Regions from separate parts of the Homo sapiens genome. Here region 1 is linked to region 2. Evidence: chromatin contacts called from ENCODE Hi-C or POLR2A ChIA-PET data. All regions are on one chromosome and are shown on one strand. Each heading gives the region's core, a stretch centred on a gene start or an enhancer-like site at or near the end of the contact. The rest is flanking DNA. Distances are from core to core; before and after follow the strand shown. Region 1 holds the start of COPS2 (COP9 signalosome subunit 2). Region 2 holds the start of AFG2B (AAA ATPase AFG2B).

Evidence for each region. Hi-C counts contacts between places; a loop is a spot of excess contacts on that map. ChIA-PET counts read pairs that join two places held with the same protein, here RNA polymerase II (POLR2A). Pooled maps may share reads with other maps.
Region 1: a loop to region 2 is called in a map of CD8-positive, alpha-beta T cell, with 35 times the contacts of the local background. The contact joins the promoter of COPS2 here to the promoter of AFG2B in region 2. A Hi-C loop is called at or near these places in 5 of 168 maps with a recorded cell type or tissue (CD4-positive, alpha-beta T cell, CD8-positive, alpha-beta T cell and naive thymus-derived CD4-positive, alpha-beta T cell) and 10 of 50 pooled maps. POLR2A ChIA-PET finds 5 or more read pairs at or near these places in 1 of 52 experiments (CD4-positive, alpha-beta T cell).

The regions. Positions count from the first base shown.
Region 1 is chr15:49,151,797-49,157,095 of GRCh38, forward strand. It overlaps COPS2 (COP9 signalosome subunit 2), which reads right to left and starts at 3,803. Exons shown (of 13, transcript NM_004236.4): 1 at 3,729-3,803. The coding sequence starts at 3,782. It also overlaps a transcript of GALK2 not described here and the pseudogene NDUFAF4P1. RefSeq lists enhancers at 3,549-4,078, 3,837-4,755.
Region 2 is chr15:45,400,039-45,405,294 of GRCh38, forward strand. It overlaps AFG2B (AAA ATPase AFG2B), which reads left to right and starts at 2,298. Exons shown (of 8, transcript NM_024063.3): 1 at 2,298-3,480. The coding sequence starts at 2,392. It also overlaps a transcript of GATM not described here. RefSeq lists enhancers at 1,751-1,800, 1,811-1,880, 2,271-2,430 and silencers at 2,511-2,590, 2,981-3,130.

The DNA of each region.
Region 1 (5,299 bases), core at 2,553-5,052, 3.8 Mb after region 2:
ATTCGTTTCTTTTTTTTTTTTTTTAAATAACAAGTTTGTTTTATTTTAGATTCTTCTTGGGCAGAAATCATTATTTACTTTCTTGGGTAAAAACAGTACAGTTTTAGAAACAGACTTAATTTTTCAGGTGGTATCCTAACTACCTATTTCTACCAGATTGGGGAAGAACAAAGTGATTTAGGGTGTTAAAATATATCATTGGACGACCAATAAAGATATGCTGAGTATCACTGTGGTCAGCAATACTCACTGCTCTTAGTTAACACTTTAACTAAAACGAGGTGATGATCAATTTTCCAAAAAACAATACATTTTTTATAAAAATAAATCTTGAGAAAACAAGTCAATTACGCACATTTTTTAAATACTAAGAAACATAAAAAAAAAAAAAGAAAATCCCAGACAAAATAACTATTTTAAAAAAAGAAAAACTCTTTTGGCAAAAGGTAAGCATGAAATGGTAACCTGCTTCATTAATCTTTTTTTTTTAAATATATGATTTAAGGAAATGAAAAACAAATTACTAAATAAGTTTTATGCCACCAAAAGTTTTAACTGTTAGTAAATTGATCATAAATAATTTTACAATTAGACACCTGATGAGAGACAGATGAGGGGAGGAAGAGCTATTTAATAGAACGCTAGGGAAAGAAAAACAAAAAACCCAACAGAAAACTCCAACATTTCATTTCATTATGTGGTAGTGCAAAATCTTACTTTAAGAAATAAAAAAGTTAAAACAAGGCTGGTTGTGGTGACTAACACCGGTAATCCCAGCACTTTGGAAGGCTGAGGAGGGCAGATCACTTGAGGTCAGGAGTTCAAGACCAGTCTGACCAACATGGTGAAACCCCGCCTCTAATAAAAACACAAAAAATTAGTCAGGTGTGGTGGCAGGCGCCTGTAATCTCAGCTACTAAGGAGGCTGAGGCAGGAGAATCGCTCGAACCTGGGAGGCGGAGGTTGCAGTGAGCTGAGATTGTGCCACTGCACTCCAGCCTGGGCAACAGAGTGAGACTCTGTTTCAAAAAAAAAAGTTAAAGCAATTATATATTCAACTTCATTTTACTGCTCATGTAGCGTAGGCCCTAAAAGGCTGGGAAAATATGACCAAGTTAAAACACTGTATGTTTAATAAAAAATCTTGCAAAAGTTAATCAAGTACTTCATGGGACAAAAAGATTCTCACTGCTATTGCTACATTACATTCTCAAAGATGATCATCAGCTTGATCACAGTGCTAATAAGTTATGTATCCAACAGACTATTGCTTAGGAAAGAGGTAAGCAGAAACACTTACAAACACAAACTAATAATACAAATGCAATTTCTCAAGAGATGACATACAGCTGGGCATGGTGGCACGTGCCAGTAGTCTCAGCTACTTAAGAGGCTGAGGCGGGATGATTGGTTGGGCCCAGGAGTTTGGGCCCAGCCTGAGTAACACAGCAAAATCCCATCTCTAAAAATATATACATGTGTAAATAAATAAAGAAGACATACAAATGGCCAACACATACATGAAAAAAAAAAAGGTCAATATCACTACCAAGAAATGCAAATCAAAACCACAATTAGAATGGTTATTAATCAAAAAGACAAAAAATAATAGAATGCTGGCAAGAAAGTGGAGAAAACAGAACTCTTCTACACTTTTGATGGAGATGTAAATTAGTATAGCCATTATGGAGATTTCTCAAAAACTAGAAGTAGAACTACCATAAGATCTTGCAATCCACTCCTGGGTTTATCCAAAGGAAAGAAAATCGGTCTATTAAAGGAATACCTGCACTCCATGTTCATTGCAGCATTATTCATAACAGCAAAGACAGGGAATCAACCTAAGTGTCCATCAATGGATAAACGGATGAAGAAAATGTGGTATATATACATAATGGAATATTATTTGACTATAAAAAAGAATGAAATTCTGTCAGTTTGCAGCAACATGGATCTGGAGAATTAGGTTAAGTGAAATAAGCCAGGCACAGAAAGACAAATATCACATGTTCTCACTCAGATCTGGGAGCAAAAGAAGTTGATTTCACGGTGGTAGAGAGTAGAATGATAGGAAGGGTGTTGTGGGGGGAAGAGGAGTGGGGAAGTAAGAGAAGTTGGTTAATGGTATGTACAAACCAACAGTTAGATAGAAGGAGTAAGTTCTAATGTTTGACAGCGGAGCAGGGTGACTATGGTTAAAACGTATTTTATATTTCAAAATATCTAGAAGAGATGACTTTAAATATTCCCTAGACACAGAAATGATAAAAACACAAGGTGATGGATATCCTAAATACCGACTTGATCACTACATATCCTGTGCATGTAACGAAACCCCCCATAAATATGTACAAAATACTATGAATCAATTAAAAAAATACAAGCACATATAAAAGAAACATTTTGATAACAAAACACCTGTAATATAAATAAACAGGTAATAAGTAAAAATGGACAGATACATATTCTTAATGAACTGAAGTCACTGCCTACAACTGGCTTGCACAAACTAAAATGTAAGGTAGAAACCATAACTATTAGCGAAACTACATTTAACTTTAAAAATTATAAAAATCTCTACTATGACTTTCAAATAATAGCGAGAATTTCCTTTCTCCCTTTTGCAAAGTGTGCCTTATTTTAAAATGCAAAAAACTGAAAATATATACGAAAAAGTTATAGACTAATTCAAAACAATGTATTAATATTTTGACAATCTCTGGCACTTAAAATGAGTCAGACGTCCCAAAACATCTATTTCGTAACTTTATGATAATGCAGCATCACCATAAAAGAACCATATGAAACACCCCCAAAATAAAGAAACACAGCAAAATTGACGTTAATTCTGGATCAAGATAATTTTCTGAGTTTCCACACGATGTTTTTGAATAGCAAACGTTATTCAAACTTGCAAATCCATTAATAAATGAAGCTTTGAATCTTTAAAAATCTCCATTCGGTCAGAAAAATTCGTTTATTTCTATGCTGTTGCTGTTTTAAACTTTGTATACTGGGAAATTTCTAAGGGAAAAGCCATGGGTTCAATTATCTTTCACCCGTCCTCCAAAAACACCACAAGCAAAACCTCCTCCCCAGCTTTTCTTTATAAAGAACTGAAAAAGTGGTTCGACTACCTTTTTTTCAGTTATCTTTGCTCTGAACTCTCCCCTACACACTTACCTCGGACCAAAACTGGCCCTGGCAAGACTATTTAAGCTATGTCTCCAGGAGACTCACAAGTTGCGTTTCGCAGTCAGGCCTGGGAGCAGTAAGGACACCCCCGTTTTCTGACTTCTCCTAGCATTTCGCACCCGCTCAGTTCCAGTGTGAAGAAGTGGGGGCCCGGAACGCTGGGCCCGAAAGGGCAAAGCCAGGGCCTACACCGCAGCATGGTCACCGAGGCGGCTAGCGCGGTGGGGAGGCAGAAGACAGAGAACCGAACGCCTGGGACCAGGGGCATCCGTGTAAACCGAAGAGGCGCTCAGACTCGGAGGGCAAGGCCCGGGGCCCCCTTCGCTGCCTCCTTTGCCCTCCCTTCCCCCATGCTGGAGAAGCAGGGCCCGGGCCCGGTGCGGGAACGGGGAGGAGGTAAACCAGTCCTGTCACCGCACTGAGAGAGGCTGTAAACGGCACATGCTCTACGGGGAGAGGCCGCGGGCGCCCCGGCCCGGACCCCGAAAACAAGACACATCACCACCCTCAGAGTTCCATTCCCTGCGCCTCACCAGGTCGTAGTCCTCCTCATCATCGCACATGAAATCATCCTCCATGTCAGACATCTTGGCCGGGAGGGGGAGGAGAAATTGGAGACAACCTCCTCCCACAATCCTCCGCGGCTCAGAGGCGTCACTCTCAGCTTCTTTCCGCCTTCCAGTCCCTCTTAGAGGAGCTGTTTCCTGCCGGAACTAATTATCTCGACTTGTAGCTGATTCGCTACGACTCCAAAAGAGACTGCACCACCCCCCGTTTCCTCCGAAGTGGTTGGTGCCTTAGCAACTAAAGCTGGCAACTGGGACATCGTCCGGTGCTGCAGGTCTCAGCCGAAGGGCGTCGGAAACTGCGCTCGCATCGAGCAGTTTCCAGCCTCCTGGGTAAAGGAGCAGTCTCCTCCCTTGCTTGGGACTCTGGACGCATCTCATTCCGGTGAAAGTAAGGGACAGCTTAGGACCAGAAGCCTTTCGCGGAGAAAAGGCTGACATGCCCGTCCTATATGACAGGTATTATTTCTGCTATCATTGTACGTGTGCATTTAGCCCACACATTGCGGTGGGTGTTCCTAAGATACTTGGAGTACTTTTCAGCAACACAGTTTACACTTAATGCTTGTTATATTTGTAGTTGACAAAACAATTCTATGGATATCCTAAATTAGGTATGCAGCTATCAGTTGAGTTGCCTTAAATCTTACTCAGTTGTTCAACGAGTTGTAAACTGACCTTTACAGCCCTTGGGACCAAATTAAGGTAACAACGACTGGTTTTTAAAAAATACATTACTGTGAACCTGAGGGCATCATGTTGTAAGGAGATGGGGGCTGCGGTGACTCGCGGGATCAGGAATTTCAAGAGAACCGAGCGGAAAGGGAAATCCGCAACATGAAGCCCTCTCTCGCTCCCAGGCACCCCTCTACCAGCAGCCTCCTGCCAGAGCAGATTAGTCTCTATCCAGAAATTAAGGGAGAGATTGCTCGTAAAGATGACAAGCTGCTGTCATTTCTAAAATATGTGTGTGTTGATTCCAAAGATCCTGTGTCTTCCGTGCAGCTGAAAGCTGCTGAAACACGTCAGGAGCCAAAGAAATTCAGATTGCCGAAAGGCCATCACTTTGATATGATAAATATTAAGAGCATTCCCAAAGGCAAAATTTCCACTGTAGAAGCATTGACACTTTTCAATAATCATAAACTTTATCCAGAAACATGAACTGCTGAGAAAATAGCGCAAGAATATCATTTAGAACAGAAAGATGTGAATTCCCTTCTTAAATATTTTGTTACTTTTGAAGTCAAAATCTTCCCTCCTGAAGACAAGAAAGCAATACAATCAAAATGAAGAAAATCACAAAAATTTCCTATGTGTACTCCTCATCCCTCATCCTGTATATTTTCTTATTTTTGCATATTAAATTATGTTAATTACCAAGTGTTTAATGCTCTCATTGTGAGAGCATCCTCTTAATATTTATTGAGCTCCCTGAATTTTCAAGATTGCCATAGACTGTATTTTGTTTTCTTTTAATTTGGTTTAGGCATATTTCATATGTACATGTTAGCATGACTAATCAGCACATCTGTACC
Region 2 (5,256 bases), core at 1,048-3,547:
GGGTAAAACCCTATCTCTACTAAAAATCCAAAAGTTAGCCAGGCGTGGTGGTAGGCACCTGTAATCCCAGCTACTTGGGAGCCTGAGGCAGGAGAATTGCTTGAACTTGGGAAACAGATGTTGCAGTGAGCTGAGATCCTGCCATTGCACTCAAGACTGGGTGACAGAGCAAGACTGTCTAAAAAATAAATAAAATTTTAAAAATAAAAAGAATGGTTTATCACAAGGAGATTATGTCATTGAATGGCATGATAAATATGGATGTTCAGATGGCTGAAATCATAGTGTTGCAAATGGTTAGACCTAAAGGGACAGAATGGATTTTACTGGATGATTGGGAAAGACATTTATAGTTTTGCTCAGAGTGAGTGGATAAGAGCTGAAGGCCCAGTAACAGAATTCCTTGTTGCTTTTGTTTGCAACCTATGGTAAAGACTGGATCTTTTAGAGAAAGAGTGAAGTGAAATAATATTTCCTGTGCATATGGATTCTATAAGGTCAGAGGGTTCTTGTTTGACCTTGTATAAAATCAACCTCTTAGACCAACCAAAAGCAACATGTAGTTTCCTTCTCATCATATTCCTAATAGCATAGTTTGTGCCTCTGTTTTAAACCAATTCAGAAAATTTTGAGGCCGATTTAACTTTATTGGCTCCCTGTTTTGGCTTTGGTTATTCCACTCCATTAAACCTTTACTTCTTGGCCATTTCTGCACTGTAAATATAAGTAAATCTACTAACTCTTTTACATGAGATCCCTTTACATATTTAAGACAGTTATCCTGTCCTCAGTAAGTCTTCTTTCCCTCTCCCAGATCCTTAAAGCTTCTTGGAGCTGAATAGAAGGAACTCGATGAGGTACAGGCTTCTGATAAAATAACTTGATAGGCATGTAATTCACACCTTTAGGGGTCGGTAAAAACGATGGCTTTTTTTTTATTTCAAAAAATGCAAAGCTGTTATTTAAAAGTCCCCAAACCAAAAAGAACTGAAGCCAATGGGATTAAGAGGAAAAAAGAAAACAGGAAGTAATGGGTGACTTATCCATTTCAAGACCTCCTCCTGCTATTTTCTGATTCCTAAATTGTTCCAGAATCGATTTAAGCAGACAAGTACAGCTGAGACCAGGTAAGTTACTGTCAAGTCAAGAAGTCTGTCATGTCTGCCATGAAGTTTGGACAGAATGAGATCAGGAACTGGCATGGGTCTTAAGATCCCAGATCTGACAGTACTTCCCATTGATAAGATATTACTACACAGTCTGTAATTGATTATTTGCATAGATAGAAAAAAAAAACTTCCCAGCAACTTAAGCACTCTAAAATATCAGTTTTGTCAACTCACAAATTTGGGTTGCAGTGAAAGTGGGGAAAATAGAGGTAGGAAGATGTAAGTCAAATAAAAACAAGGTATATCTTCTTGTCTTTGAGTATCTGTAGTTCTTTTTTAACGGCAATTAAGAGGGATAGAAAATGTATTCCAGCTGATAAAAAGGAATTCCCTGTGCGAAAGGGAAAGGCAGAAAGCAGCTGGAAAAAAAAAATAGCAGGCAGTTGTCTTAATAACGTAGATAGGTATCGCCTCTAATACAGGACTTAGTACTGTTGTGCCCCAATTAGACAGTAAGCATTGATCGCATGAACTTTAGTGATTAACTTGTTGCCAAAGAATATTCAAAAGAATATCAGAAATCAGAACAAATGTACTGTTGGTGTGCTACAAATCCATCAGGTAGCCTAGTTTTCCTTCTTTCCTCTCTACAAGGGATTTTAAGCGCTACCGTGTGCTTCCCTCCCACTATGCTGGTACTTTCCCATAGGAAGGGTTGTGCCTGGACCTCCCAGATTGGAACCCCGATTACCGAAGGTCCCAAGGCTGTATTCTCAGTTACGCCAAGTCACCTGAGACATTTGCACCAGAGCACCCAAAATTCTGTGCCCATGCGGATAGTTAGAGTTTCTTCACAAAATAGCAAAGTCTCTAGGTTGCTATTCCAACGGCGGTAGTACTGATGCTCCAGTTCGAAGGCCAGGAAAACAGAATGTAAAGCCGGTGACTTCCAAGATATATGTAACCACCAAAGTACATGCTTAATGACCTAGTGAAGTGAGCTTAAGCCGCCTCCCAGACACCTGTAACGAAGACCATCTCGGGAAAGCTCTGGGTTAGGCAACTCGATTTCACGAAAGCGGACACCAACGCTCTACCCAGAGGCCCGAGCGTCGTCTAACGTTTCCATTGGCCCTTTCGGCCTTCACTCAGCTGCTAGCAACGCAGTCTGCCCTAGCGCATGCGCGCAATCTGCTTCCGGCCTGCGAGCTCGGTGTTCCGCTTTTTGTGGGCCGGGTGGGTTTCCTAATCTGGTTTCGTCTGCCTGGTTCATCTGTGTGCGATGGCTCCGGACTCGGATCCCTTCCCTGAAGGGCCGCTCTTAAAGCTGCTACCCTTAGACGCTAGAGACCGGGGCACCCAGCGCTGCCGCCTGGGCCCGGCCGCCCTCCACGCCCTGGGCGCGCGCTTGGGCTCGGCAGTGAAGATCTCGCTACCCGACGGCGGCTCCTGCCTCTGCACTGCCTGGCCTCGGCGGGACGGAGCGGACGGCTTTGTGCAGCTGGACCCGCTGTGCGCGAGCCCCGGGGCGGCGGTCGGGGCGTCGAGATCCCGGAGGAGTCTCAGCCTGAATCGCCTCCTCCTAGTGCCCTGTCCGCCCCTGCGGCGCGTCGCCGTGTGGCCGGTGTTGCGAGAGCGGGCAGGCGCGCCCGGTGCCCGGAATACAGCCGCGGTGCTGGAGGCGGCACAGGAGCTGCTGAGAAACCGACCGATCTCCCTGGGCCACGTGGTGGTCGCTCCGCCAGGCGCTCCTGGCCTGGTGGCTGCCTTGCACATCGTCGGCGGGACGCCCAGTCCCGATCCCGCTGGGCTGGTCACCCCTCGTACCCGCGTCAGCCTTGGCGGGGAGCCTCCGTCGGAAGCCCAGCCGCAGCCCGAGGTGCCCCTGGGAGGTCTTTCGGAGGCGGCCGACTCGCTGCGGGAGCTCCTCCGCCTCCCGCTCCGCTACCCGCGCGCCCTGACCGCGCTGGGCTTAGCGGTGCCTCGCGGGGTGCTCCTGGCGGGGCCCCCCGGAGTGGGCAAGACCCAGCTGGTGCGGGCCGTGGCGCGCGAGGCGGGCGCGGAGCTGCTGGCAGTCAGCGCCCCGGCGCTGCAGGGTTCCCGGCCTGGGGAGACCGAGGAGAACGTGCGGCGGGTCTTCCAGCGCGCCCGGGAACTGGCCAGCCGCGGACCCAGCCTCCTCTTCCTGGACGAGATGGACGCCTTGTGTCCCCAGCGGGGCAGTCGAGCACCCGAGAGCCGCGTAGTGGCCCAGGTGTTGACGCTGCTGGACGGCGCCAGTGGGGACCGCGAGGTCGTGGTTGTGGGAGCCACTAACCGGCCGGACGCTCTAGACCCAGCGCTGCGTAGGCCCGGGAGATTTGACCGAGAGGTGAATGGGCTTGGCGGGTTTGCCCACTGTCGGTGGAACCTCGGCCGCTTCTGGCGCCATTTGGCTGCCCCGGAGGCGTTTGCCTCTTAGGTTTGAGCATCGGTGAGGTTGGAGTTGGGGCTCTTTGCAATGCAGAGAACACGTTCTCTGCCGATATATGATCTGTGAGTCAGGACCTGTATTTCCCCAGAGTCAAATTGTCAGGACCTGTGAGTCAGGATCTGAGAGTCAGGACCTGTTTCCCCAGAGTCTAATTGTTTTGGGAAGCGAGGTGTCCATTACAGATTAATTTTGTTGTGCAGGTCCTATAATCAGTAATGTTAATTCTTAAGAGAATTTTGGTCACCTACAAGCGTGTTAAACTCATTTTTTGGAATGAGAATTTAAAGAAGGATAGCCTCAAGAAGTAAGTGTGTTGAAATAAAAAGGGAGAAGGTGGGGAAGAACTAAATGGAAGCAGGCATTAACTCTTCTGGATTTATTCATTCCTTGTCATAACACCAGCATCCTATTCCACAATTGAGGAGGTACCCACAACTGCTCCCTGAGTTGTCAGGGAGGTTGAATATTCAGAGCTGTCCTATTTTAAGCTTTGGTCCTAAATTGACTTGAATTCTAAAGAACAGTTTGAAATTTAGTGACTGATATTTCTATTTTGTGATAGGATTCAAAAGAGAAATGATAATTACACACTTTTAGCTCAGTTAGTTCAGGACTTGAGTGGATTTCTTCCTTGCACTATCTAGTACCTGTGTCCTTAAGGGCAGGGACCTAGCTATCTATACCTGGCTTCTAGAACTTTGTGTGTTCTTAAAAATAACAAAAACTTGTTAAATGACATAGAATTTTCATTGTGCAACTTTCTAGCCAGTGTTACTCCTCTGGAATATTAGGATTTTCGTATATTCAGAATCTAAAGTATACGTAAAGTGCACGGTACTAGTTCCAAAGTGGTTCACTAAATTGTCGTACATGTTTGTCAGGATAAAAAACATATTATTATTTTGGCCGGGCGCGGTGGCTCACGCCTGCAATCTCAATACTTTGGGAGGCTGAGGTGGGTGGATCACCTGAGGTCAGGAGTTCGAGACCAGCCTGGCCAAGATGGTGAAACCCCGTCTCTGCTAAAAATACAAAAAATAAGCCGGGCATGGTGGCACATGCCTGTAGTTCTAGCTACTCTGGAGGCTGAGGCACCAGAATCACTTGAACCAGGAGGTGGAGGTTGCAGTGAGCTGAGATGGTGCCCGCTGCACTCCAGACTGGGCAGCAGAGTGAAACTGTGTCTCAAAAAAAAAAAAAAAAGAAAAAAAAAATATATATATGTATACACACACATATATAAAATTTTTTTGGAAGTAATTCTTTTTTAATTGATCTATTTTTATTGATACATAATTGTGCATGTTTTGGGGTACATGTGATATTTTGGTACATGCATACAATTTGTAATTATCAAATCAGGGTGCTTAGGATATCCATCACCTCAAACATTTATCATTTCTTATCTGAGTGTTGGGAATATTTCAGATTCTCTCTAGTAGCTATTTTGAAATATACGAGAAATTATTGTTAACTATAGTCACCCTACTACACTATCAAACATTACACATATTCCTTCTACCTAACTGTATGTTTGTACCCATGAGCCAACCTGTCTTCATCCCCTCACCCCCAACCCTTCCCAGTGTCTGGTTGCTATCATTCTGCTGTCTACCTCCATCCATGAGATCAACTTTAAAAATAATATATTTTAAACTATATACTTCTTCTTCT